2 separate regions of the Homo sapiens genome follow, and region 1 is linked to region 2. Evidence: chromatin loops called from intact Hi-C (ENCODE). Cell type or tissue: MCF 10A. All regions are shown on one strand. Each heading gives the region's core, and the rest is flanking DNA. Links, peaks and the distances in the headings are about the cores only. Region 1 has its middle 130 kb from the start of CBLN2. Region 2 holds the start of CBLN2 (cerebellin 2 precursor).

Region 1 (5,379 bases), core at 183-5,182, 130 kb after region 2:
AAATGATTTGCTGGGTAATATCCCAGTCAATCCACCCTAAGGCTGTGAGGTAGACACTACAGTGATTTGCCTAACTTTGAGAAACCATGAAATCAAGGCATACGTGTAAGCGTAGCCAGAGTTCAACGTGGTAAGAAATGAAGTCTAGATCCTCTAAGTCTTGTCCCTTCCTGCCTACCTGCCTTCTCCTTCTCAATTTATCCAAGGGGGCACACACCGTCAATACTGGTTTCTCTGCTCATATGTCATTTGCATGATTCTGTTGCACTGGGTGAGTCCTAACTGCCAAAATAAGATTTTTTGTTTACTCTGAATTGATTCAGTAAATAAAGTAAATGTAGATTTTCCCCCATTTTTAAGTTACTCTGAAGGAAGAATTCTTTTTACAATACCTCTGTCCTATTATGTTAAGTGAAATAAGCCAGGCATGGAAAGAGAAATACCATACGATCTCACTTGTATGGAGAATGGAATCTAACAAGCTCCAACTCTTAGAAGCAGAGAGTAGAATGGTGCTTACTCAGGGCTAGAGGGTGGGGTGGGAAGGGTAGGAATGAGGAGCTGGTCAAAGGATAAAACATTTCAGAATGACAGGAAGAATAACTTTTGGAATCTAGTCCGCAGCAGAGTGACTATATAGTCAATAAAAATGTGTTGCATACTTAAATATAACTAAGGGTGAATTTCAAATGTCTCTCTACAAAAAATGACAGGTAAGCAAGGTGATGACCATATTAATTAGCTTGATTTAATCATTCCCTTGTATACCTAGACCAAAACAGTGTTGTACCCCATAAATGTATATAATTATGTTTTGTAAATTAAACCTAACATTAAAAATATACCTTTGTTTTAAAGGTTCAAAATAAGGATTCACACACCTAGGAAAAAATGTCATTATGGAAACATATATAATAATTTGGGGAAATAAAGTGTAAACTTACAGGTAATGATGAGACTGCCCAAAGAGGCTAAATAAAGTCAATGCAACCAGAACTGGTGTGACTTAGGGGTGAGTGCCCTGAAGACTTGCTATCTGAGCAAAATTAAAGGATGACAGGAAGAGGGGCAGGTCTGGGACTGGCCAGGGAAAGGCAGTGGGACATAACTGGTGTAATACACAGACCCAAATGGCTGGCTGGGGAGGACTTTACACTGGTTTCTATAAGAATAAGCATCTTTATACTTGTGTTGATATTTTGACATGTTCAAAAAAACCGTAATTAATGGAATGAATTGTTCAGTTATGTCACTTTTGGATAACATGATGGTCAGTGTTTCCCTCAACAACAAGTACACCACATTTATTTTAGACCAACTTACTGATTGTCTATTCCAATAGAATTGTTAGTAGATTTTTTTTAACATGAGTCAGTACCTATTTTTCAGTTTTCTCAAACAAATGCTTGCTTATTTGAGACATTTGTCTGTCCTAATTATTGGCATTCACTTCTCAGGGAATTTGAAGTAAATAAAATTGACAATGGTTTTAGATCTTCTAGTCCAAAAGGGTCTGATAATTGATCAGTTAATCAAAACTGCACTTTATATTGAGAAATAAAAAGAGTGATACTTACATGTTAAACATCAGATGTAACAATGAAGCACGTGTTGATATTCATTTGCTAATCTGTTGATATGGAGCCAGAATTCTTCTCCTAGTTTGAATTGAGATCTTGAAGTTTGATCTCATCTATCATGAGTAAATTACAGCCCTACGTCATCTTTTATGATTTCTGGCTTCATTTAATTTAGTGGGAGCAGGAATCTGAAGACTTATGAAGCAATCTGATTTCAGATTCAGAATTTTACATTTTTACATTTTTTTAAGATCTTTTAAATTTCTACTTATATGTAAACAGTGATTTTTTCCCCACACGAATCCAGTTTTTCACATCCATTCCACAAAGTCTTTACAGGAATAAAAACAACAACCTCTAGATTTGCCTTCACAGTTGATCTGTTTAGATGATATTTGATTATATTATATAATTTAAATAATAAGCTCAGCCATTACAAATGGTATTTTGAAGAAACAACACCAAGTCTTGGTAAATGTACAAGTTAGCCATAAGAAGCAGAAATTGGAGAGTATTCAGTAAGTCAGGAGCAGCACTAGGCTATGGGTTGATACCACCATGTCTAAGAGACAAAATAAATAAACAAAAGAAGCAATCTAGCTGAAATGATAATCCATTATGAGAACAACTCCATTAACTCCAATTAACTTCTTAAATAATTATTGCCTTAAACTCTTCCGAGAAGCCGAAACTAAACTCACATTCCGAAGACCATGCCTACTATATAAATGCACACAGGAACAGAGGCCCCAAAGCTAGGGAAGTAGACGTCCCCTCTCATACATACACAAATAGACATTCCTGGGTGTCCCTCATCTGCACAGCCATAAATGTAGGATCGCATAAAGAGGAACATAAAACAACTAGTTCAGAATCTCTCCTCAATGCTCTCCTTTCAATCACCTACACTCAAAAAGACAAGTCAACTGCTAATAGAATTTTTCCTAATAACAAGAAGTTAATGCATCAACAAACTAGAAGCTAAGCATAAATTTTTAATCTGATTTGAAAACAGGATGTTAAGATGTGTTTTGAAATTAATGTTGCATTTTATTTTATCTCTGATCAATATCTGGAGGCGACTGTGAGTGGACTGTGGAAATTGAAAGCACTTCTTTGCATGTGCAGATATCTGGGTGATTTCCCTTCAACCTGTCCCATCCTTACTCTACCCTCTTGCTTCTGGAAGCAGAGAAAGAGAAGGGGCAGGCTTTGGCAAAAATAATTTTATTTTAAGGCTTTAATCACATTTTAATAAAAATCAACACACCATTTTAAAATGTGAGTTCACTGGATGAGATCCAGCAATCAGATTTTATAACCTCCGTGTTTATAAACTTTCCTCAACCTTTTCTGAGAAGTAATGGTCCATGTGAAATTCATTGGCCCCCTCTGGTGGCATCTTGAAGACATTACCAGCACACAGCTTTCAAAGGATTTTAGTAAGTTTCTAGGCTTTCAGGAAGTCATTTTGAAGAAAGAATCAAGAATATAATTTTGTTTCCATAACTGAAATTTATTTGAGAATGTCATAAGCAATTTTTATTTATACAAATTTTAATAAAAATGATAATTGCCTGAATCTCCAATAAATTTGATAGATACATGTTTTTAGTTGAAGAAGACGGCTAAATCTTTTTTACCTTGGGCCAATCTTAAAGCAAAAGCGGGAATATGTCAGTGACCATCTCGAAATTTTGAACCGAAGAGCCTGACATGGTGAGACAAGGAATTCTGCTTTGCTGGTTCCTACCCAGTCAAGCAGAAGATTGCGTAAGTCCCCCTAAGCACTTGCAGAGAGAAAGGACATAAAAAATACACACTTCACATGCTACATTATGAAGGGCACGAGGGCAAGTTTTAACCAAACCCGAGGCCCCATGCGGCCTAATTCTTCTCAGTTTGCCAGTGATGCATGGTGATTGACAATATTGAGAATGTCATGGTTGTTACCTGGAAAGAACACAGCCGGGAAAGAGAGCTTCTGGAAGGTTCGGTGTGCAGAGTTACACCAGCGATGTTCAGGGGCACACAATACACAACATGTTTGCAGGGAGACAAAGAGGCAGTGATACGACACATTTAGGCAATTGTGAATTTTTATAATTAGTGTCACATCTCTTTAGAAGTTTCTCTGAGTAATACAAGGTCAAAACTAAAACAACACCATCAAAATAGAGCTGTAAAAGCATCGTAAGAAATTTTTTCTAAGGCAATTTATATGGATTTCTCAATACTATTTGAATAAATTGTCATGTCAGCTATATATGTGTGTACATACAGGATTACACAGTCAAACGCCCACTGCAGTTTAAGATACAGAAGTAAGTGACCTTTCTTACATGTTCAAACCTTAGTGATTTTCAGTGACTCCCTGAACAGAGTAGCAGGGATCCAGGTTTCTCCCTCGTGGAGCTGTACCATTGTCACCGTGGTTGTCTGGACTCTGCTTCCTTCCTCCCATCTGCGAATGTGCTCATCCAATTAGCCCTGCAACACGGCTCTGAGGGTCCCTCCAGCTCCCTCAAAATCACTCTCTATGCACTTCTCCCTACCTGGATGCTTTATTACAACATCGACAGAGACCCTTAATTCTCCACTAATGCCCCCGAATCTCACCTGTGTGTTTTGTTTTTAATTATTTAAGGCTCTTTTTCTATTTTTCGGCTTTATCGAGGTATAATTGGCAAATAAAATTTTTATTTAAGGTGTACAACTTGAGGAGATGGAATGCATTGTGAAACAATCACCAAGCTAATCAGTAGATCCATGACCTCACATAGTTATCCGTGTGTGTGTGTCACCTTCCTGACAAATTTCAAGAATTCTAGACAGTAGTGTTAACTTTAGTCACAATGCTGTACATTAGATCTGCAGGACTTACTTATCCTACATTACTAAAGTTTGTATCCTTCAAACAATATCTCCCCGTTTCATTTTCTCCCACCCCACCCCAGGTCCCGGTAACCACTCTTTTACCCTCTATTTCTATGAGTTTGACTATTTTAGATTCCACATGCAAATGAGACCATGCAGTATTTGGCTTTCTGCATCTGGCTTAATTCACTTAGCACAATGCCTTCCAACTTCAACCGCATTGTTGCAAATGGCAAAAATTTCTTATTTTTAAGACTAAATAATATTCCATTGTGTGTGTGTGTGTGTATATATATATATATATATAAATTCTATTGAAAATAGACACTTGCAATTTCATGTCTGGTTTTGAGGTCTTTGACAGAGAAAACATACTTTCCTCTATTTACAGAATCTTCATCCATACTGAGTATTTTTTTCTGGATCAGTGGTAATACATATTTCTCCTGGTCCATTTTTGGAGTAAAACTACCAGTTATTTGAGATGCCTTTATGCTTTCCAAAATGAATTTCACAAAAGTTGTAGAGACTATTTCTGTCCGACTGCCTGATCTGGTCACTGATAATCTTTAAGAATACCAACATGATGAGTCTTGTGGAAGAAAACCTCTGACTCTGGAGAGGAGCTGAAATAGCAGAAGCTTCTTTCCTGGCTTCTCCTGTTTGCTAATCAGTAGAAATGGAGGCAGATCCTCTCTCTGGCTGCATTGCAGACTGTGTGGCAGATGGGACGTGTGTTGCTCACATCTGCTACAAGAGTGCACCTCAGCAACAGGCGTGCCTTGGCGGGGAGCCTCCAGCCGCAGCCACCCCCAGGTCTGCCCCAGCCTCCCAGGAGAGGATGGTGTTACCCTGGGCAGTTCCAGCCAATGACCGAGCACAGTGGAACATGAGAACCTGGTTATTTGTGCGTAACAGGGGA
Region 2 (5,379 bases), core at 140-5,139:
AATGTGGAAAAGGGAAAGAGTAGGAGTGCGTTCTATGAAACGGGAGGAAAGAGACTAGCAGGGCAGAGGGGGAGGACAGAGCCTGGGAACTCCACGTCCAAGAAGCCTGAACCCCAGCCCGCGCGCGCAGGTCCCCGCCCCTCTCCCCGGGCTGGGGGCGGGGTGGGCAGGCCGACGGCTGACCTGGTCGAAATAGATGGTCATGGTGCGGTTGCTCATCTCGGACGGCTCGTGGTTGGTGCTCCGCGTGGCGGAGAAGGCCACCTTGGCGCTGCCGGAGCGCACGGAGATGCCTAGGGAGGAGGTGACGGCGCCGTCCGCCGACGGGCTGGAGTCGCACACCACCAGGCACTTGCCCTCCAGCACGATGGGCTCCGTGTCGTTCTGCGCCCGCACGGGGCAGCAGGCGGGCAGTAGCAGCAACAGCAGGGCCAGCGCCACCCCCAGGCAGGATCCGCAGCCGCCCGGCTCGCGCAGCGCCCCCCGGCGCCCGGGCATCATCAGCCGCAGCCCGAGTGGCCCCCGGCCGGGCGCCTGCATCGGGACTGGTGGGAGGCGGCGCGCGGGGGTGGAGGCCGGCGCCGGCGCGAGCGGCGCGGAAGGGCGCGAAGGAACGCGCGGAGCTCGCAGCAGCCTCCGGGGGCCTTCGTCCCCGGCTCTGACGTTCAAGGCCAGGGTCGTTCTCAGAAGAAAGGCGCCTGTGAACCTGTCAGGGCACAGAACCCAAAGCCTTACACCGGGAGGTGGAGCCACCGGGAAGAAGGGGGACTGGGAGCAGGTGCCTGCGGCTCGGGGGTTCTCCCCGAAGGCCACCCCCTTGGTCCCGCGCACAGCCAACCCGCTTTCCGATCTGGCACAACAGGTCCGGAGAAACGCCCGGGCGCAGCTGGCAGCGCATCCCTGAAGGCTCCCGAGCAGCGCGCGGGGCTGCGACGAGGGAGGGGGCCGCGCTTCTGCAGGTCCTCGTCGCTAAGACGGGCCCCGAGACCCTCAGAAGGCGTCACCGCCACCCCGCCCATTCACCAGCGCGGAGGGGGCTAAGACGCAGGCAAAGAAAAACCTACGAATGCTTGCCTTCTCGCCTTCATCTCACAGCATTTCCTTGGAGCAGCACCAAGGAACCCTTTTCCTATCCCTTGTTTCCCTGCTATCCTCTATTTTTCAATCCTCGAGATGTTTTTAAAGTCCATTTAAGTCCCTTTGGTACAGATTTTATCTGTTTTCCACCCACAGAACAAATCCCAGGAATCTCCTTGGGGCGAATAAGATTACTAGGGGGGAAATGACACCACACACACACACACACACACACACACACACACACACACACACACACACGGGCAGTAAAGCCAAACACCTACTTCCAAGGTCCCTGCAGCCACTAGCGAGCCCCCTTGGGTGAAACCCCTGGGATTCCTCTCTTAGGCGAAGGACCGATTCCAACGACGGAATCCCAGGCTTGGGTTATTCTCCAGCTCTGGTTTCCAGACCACGGGGATTCTCTCTTTCTCAGCGGGGCGGCAGCCCCTGCAGGTTTCTGCGAACTTACGCGCCCGTCTGCACTTTTGCCCCGTCCCCGCTCCTCCCAGGAAAGCAGACAGGCCATTTCAATACCAGCCCAGAGACACGCAGAGAAGCCGCCCCCTCGCCGCCCACAGCCTCCCATTAACTCTTCCAGTATTCTTTCTAAGAACAGAGAAGTTGGCTCTTGATAAATATCCGCTGTCCGCAGCCCCGATCCTACATGATTTCCCTTCTCTCTCTCCACCTCCTCCACCCCTCGATCTGGACCAGGGAGAGTCTTCGTTAAAATCCACGCAGAAGGCGCTTGCATGCGGAGGGGAGGGCAGGTCGGGGGTGGTTACCTGGAACATCCATGCTGGGCGAGCTCCGCTGTCCGCGAAGTTGCTCTGCTTAGAGAAAATGAGGCGAGTGGGAGCTGTCGGGAGGAGGACACGGAGCGCGACCCTGCTCCCAGCGCGTGGCCAATAACCGCGCCGCCCCGCCCTGCCGCTTTCCCGCGCCAGCCTGCGCCGCTTCAGGGGTGCACCACGCCCCGCGCGCCCGCTTAGGCGCCGCGCCCGGGACCGGGAACCCCGCGTCTCGCCCGGCTCAGCGCCCCGCGCTGTGCGCCCAGGTGCCTCCAACCCCTGGGCTTCGCGCCCGCACCGCTGCCTGGGGCCCCTCGAGCTCCCGCGCTCAGCGCGTCCGCAGCGCGGCTCCCTCGCGGGTCCCCTCGGCCCCGCAGCCCCGCCAGTCTCCAGAGGGCATAGCCGAGCGCTGCCGCCTCCCTAGGACTCGGAACCTTCCCTGCTCCCAAGCCCGCCGCACCCTCCAACGCCCCGGTCCTGCTCACCCAAACGCCCAGAGCAAAATACTCCCAGACGTCTCTTTTGAAAATTAGACACCCTTAAAAGCACCGGTCGCTTCTCTTCTTTTAGATTCTTTCTTTTCTTTCCCCAATTCCCTCCAAGTCTTAATATTGAATGGCGTGACCACTTTCATAATGACAGGAGCGAAAAAAACAATAAGTTAAAAAAAAAAAAAAGAAGAAGAAGACTGGGATGGCTGGGACGAAGAGAGGGAAAAAAAAAGCTTGAGAATTTGATGATTTAGGAGCTGTGGTTCCAGAGTCCCAGTTGGGGAACTGTCCGGTTCCCGCAGGGCTAGAAGAGGGGCCTCCGGCCCGGGTCTGTGTGTCTGCTCCTCTGGACCTCGGACTGGTGGAGCGGCTGGCGCTTGCGCTTATTTATTAAATTGCGGTGTCCGCGCTCGCTCAAAGGACCCGGGGAGACGCGCTGGGTTTCCCAGCTGCGCCTGGAGCTCGGCTGAGGGCGCAAACACGGACGTGGGGCGCCACCTGCGGGTGCCCGGGCCTCCCTGCCGCAGGCTGCGGACCGGCGGACTCCGACAGAAGACGGGGGAGTCCTGGCCGCAAGGCTGAGGTTTGCTGATGGTCTTCTTTCACCCCAAAAGCAGCGCTGACCTCTGCAATAATAATAATATAATAATAATAATAATGATAGCAACCACAAGAAGAACAATAATGACCAGTCTTCCCGGTATCCTTCAGTACTTTTACTCCTGGCAAAACCAAGCAGCACGCCGCCTGATTTTCCGGATCTTCACTGATCTAACAAACAACTCTGCCAAGATGATAAATGCTGCGGTGAGGTTATCATCGGTTATTATCGTCGGCACAACGTTTGCACAGACAACTGGGCCGTATAGTTTATGCTGGTCTAAAAAACAATCAATATTTAAATCTACACTCTATAGCCTGATTTTTTTTTAAAACATGGTTAAAAAATACTTTGTCCTTTGACATGCATTATACGTCTTTTCTGATAGGCTAATAATAATAATAATAATAATAATAATAAAGTTAGCCAGTGCTGTTCATTAGAGCATCTGTATTTCTTATTCCTCCAGACTTCACACCGAACCCTCTCCCCTTTGAAGATTTCAGCAGTGTCTGATTCCACCTTAACAAACGGAGGTCTTTTCAGGTAGGGGGTTTTGAAGGCCTTATTTTCCCATAGGCCCTCTCACCGCTATTCTCCCCATTTAGAACAGAACTGCCAAGGCATCATCTCTAAGCACTGGAGATGAAATTCACGATCAGTTCAACTGGAATGGATATGCAGAAAGTCATTGCACACTGCTGCGTGAGACAAAATATTTAGTATGGGTGTAAGGATGTGATTAAAAGTACCTCTGAGCCAAATGCTTCCTGGTTAACCTAGCATGCAAAATAGTAGAAAATATACAATACTTCCAAAATCTCTCATCCTCCTAAGCTATACTCACTGTAAAGTAAATGTCATACTTCAACACTTTTGTACCATGCTGGAGATAGGTACTGGCATTTGCCAGGATGCTTTTTCAAATCCACCACAGTTTGCCATGTTTTGTTACCATTTTTGTGAGTTTAACAGAGTGGAAATGCACTCTTACTTTCAAATAGTTATTTTATTCCACTATTTCATCCATGTGATAGTGTCTTACTGTCAAAATAAGCCCCCATCCATCATTCCACCATAGAGAGAACTGATTTAAGTGTAAGCATAGATAGCAAAGAACACTAGATATTTGAAAGACATGTGAGACACAGACATAATTAGACCAATCTGGGGATGCTAATTTATAGCAATACCTCTCACACATCTGTAAGTCCTTAAATAGCAACTCTACTCAGCATCTTTCCTCAATACTGTAAGCATTCCTTTTGACTAATATAAATGCAAGCACACATGAACTATCGTCATCAACACTGGGGGAAAAAAGAAAACCACTTTCTATGTGGCAACATAAATGTTTAGATTATATATATGTAGAGACACCTTTAATCTATGTGACTTATTGGACTAAGTTATTGAAAAAAGCTATAAGCATTCTTATATAATAAACAGGTTAGGTTTAATTTAGACTAGAGATTATTTTAGAAGAAACCATAAAAGATAGCAAATTGACAGAGAAGCAGATTATTTATTCATTGATTAATTAGTTGTTTCACATAAGAAGATATTAAAGTCGGCCGGGCGCGGTGGTTCACGCCTGTAATCCCAGCACTTTGGGAGGCCGAGGCGGGCGGATCACGAGGTCAGGAGATTGAGACCATCCTGGCTAACACGGTGAAACCTTGTCTCTACTAAAAATACAAAAAATTAGCCGGGCGTGGTGGCGGACGCCTGTAGTCCCAGCTACTCGGGAGGCTGAGGCAGGAGAATGGTGTGAACCTGGGAGGCGGAGCTTGCAGTGAGCCAAGATCGGGCCACTGCAGTCCTCCGGCCTGGGTGACAGAGCGAGACGCTCTCTCTCAAAAAAAAAAAAAAGATATTTAAGTCAAGTGTTGGAATTTTAGCTTGTAAATATGCTTAGAAATTTTTTAAGAAAATGTCTAAGATTTAAAAGCAAAAGTTTTTCTAGTTATCTCAGGGATTCCTTTTTCTCTCCCTTTTCCATGTTAATAATTGTTGCTATTACTACTAGAACATTAATAGTGGACATTCCCACAGACAATAACAATGACAGCCATTTATGGAACACCTGTGGTGTGTGAGATATTGCACCATGTCTTTTGTCTGGGATATAACACGATTTAACACCCACAGCAACCCTGTGGTAAAGACAGGTGTTCACACAGAGCTGAAGAGGAACATATTCTAATATTAGGGAAAAATGTGGGAAGGGAAGACGCTGGGATAATTCAAGTACCCTTCCTCTCATTTTTTCTAAATATCTGTCTCTCATGGAACTTAAATTTGAGTTCTTTGGGTATAACCTATCTCTGAAATGCATCTTCAGCGTGCATTATAGATTTGCTGTTGGATCCATCAATTCCACTACTGAGTATCTACTCAAAGGAAAAAAATCATT

Evidence for each region. A loop is a pair of places that touch in the nucleus more often than their neighbours do. Peaks named below come from ENCODE experiments on the same cell type or tissue, not always from the same donor. Only the 100,000 strongest peaks of a DNase experiment are listed, where the experiment ranks them.
Region 1: a loop joins it to region 2, with 9 times the contacts of the local background. A loop is called at or near these places in 3 of 110 quality-filtered maps.

What each region holds. Positions count from the first base shown.
Region 1 is chr18:72,669,603-72,674,981 of GRCh38, forward strand. No RefSeq gene overlaps it. Among named protein-coding and RNA genes, the nearest start is that of CBLN2, 130 kb to the left of the region's middle. RefSeq lists an enhancer at 4,998-5,137. In MCF 10A, for the core only: a CTCF peak has its summit at 2,989 (motif pointing left); a DNase peak (open chromatin) is centred at 2,969.
Region 2 is chr18:72,541,621-72,546,999 of GRCh38, forward strand. It overlaps CBLN2 (cerebellin 2 precursor), which reads right to left and starts at 2,722. Exons shown (of 5, transcript NM_182511.4): 1 at 2,357-2,722; 2 at 1,866-1,910; 3 at 184-706. The coding sequence starts at 540. In MCF 10A, for the core only: a CTCF peak has its summit at 2,863 (motif pointing left); a DNase peak (open chromatin) is centred at 2,821.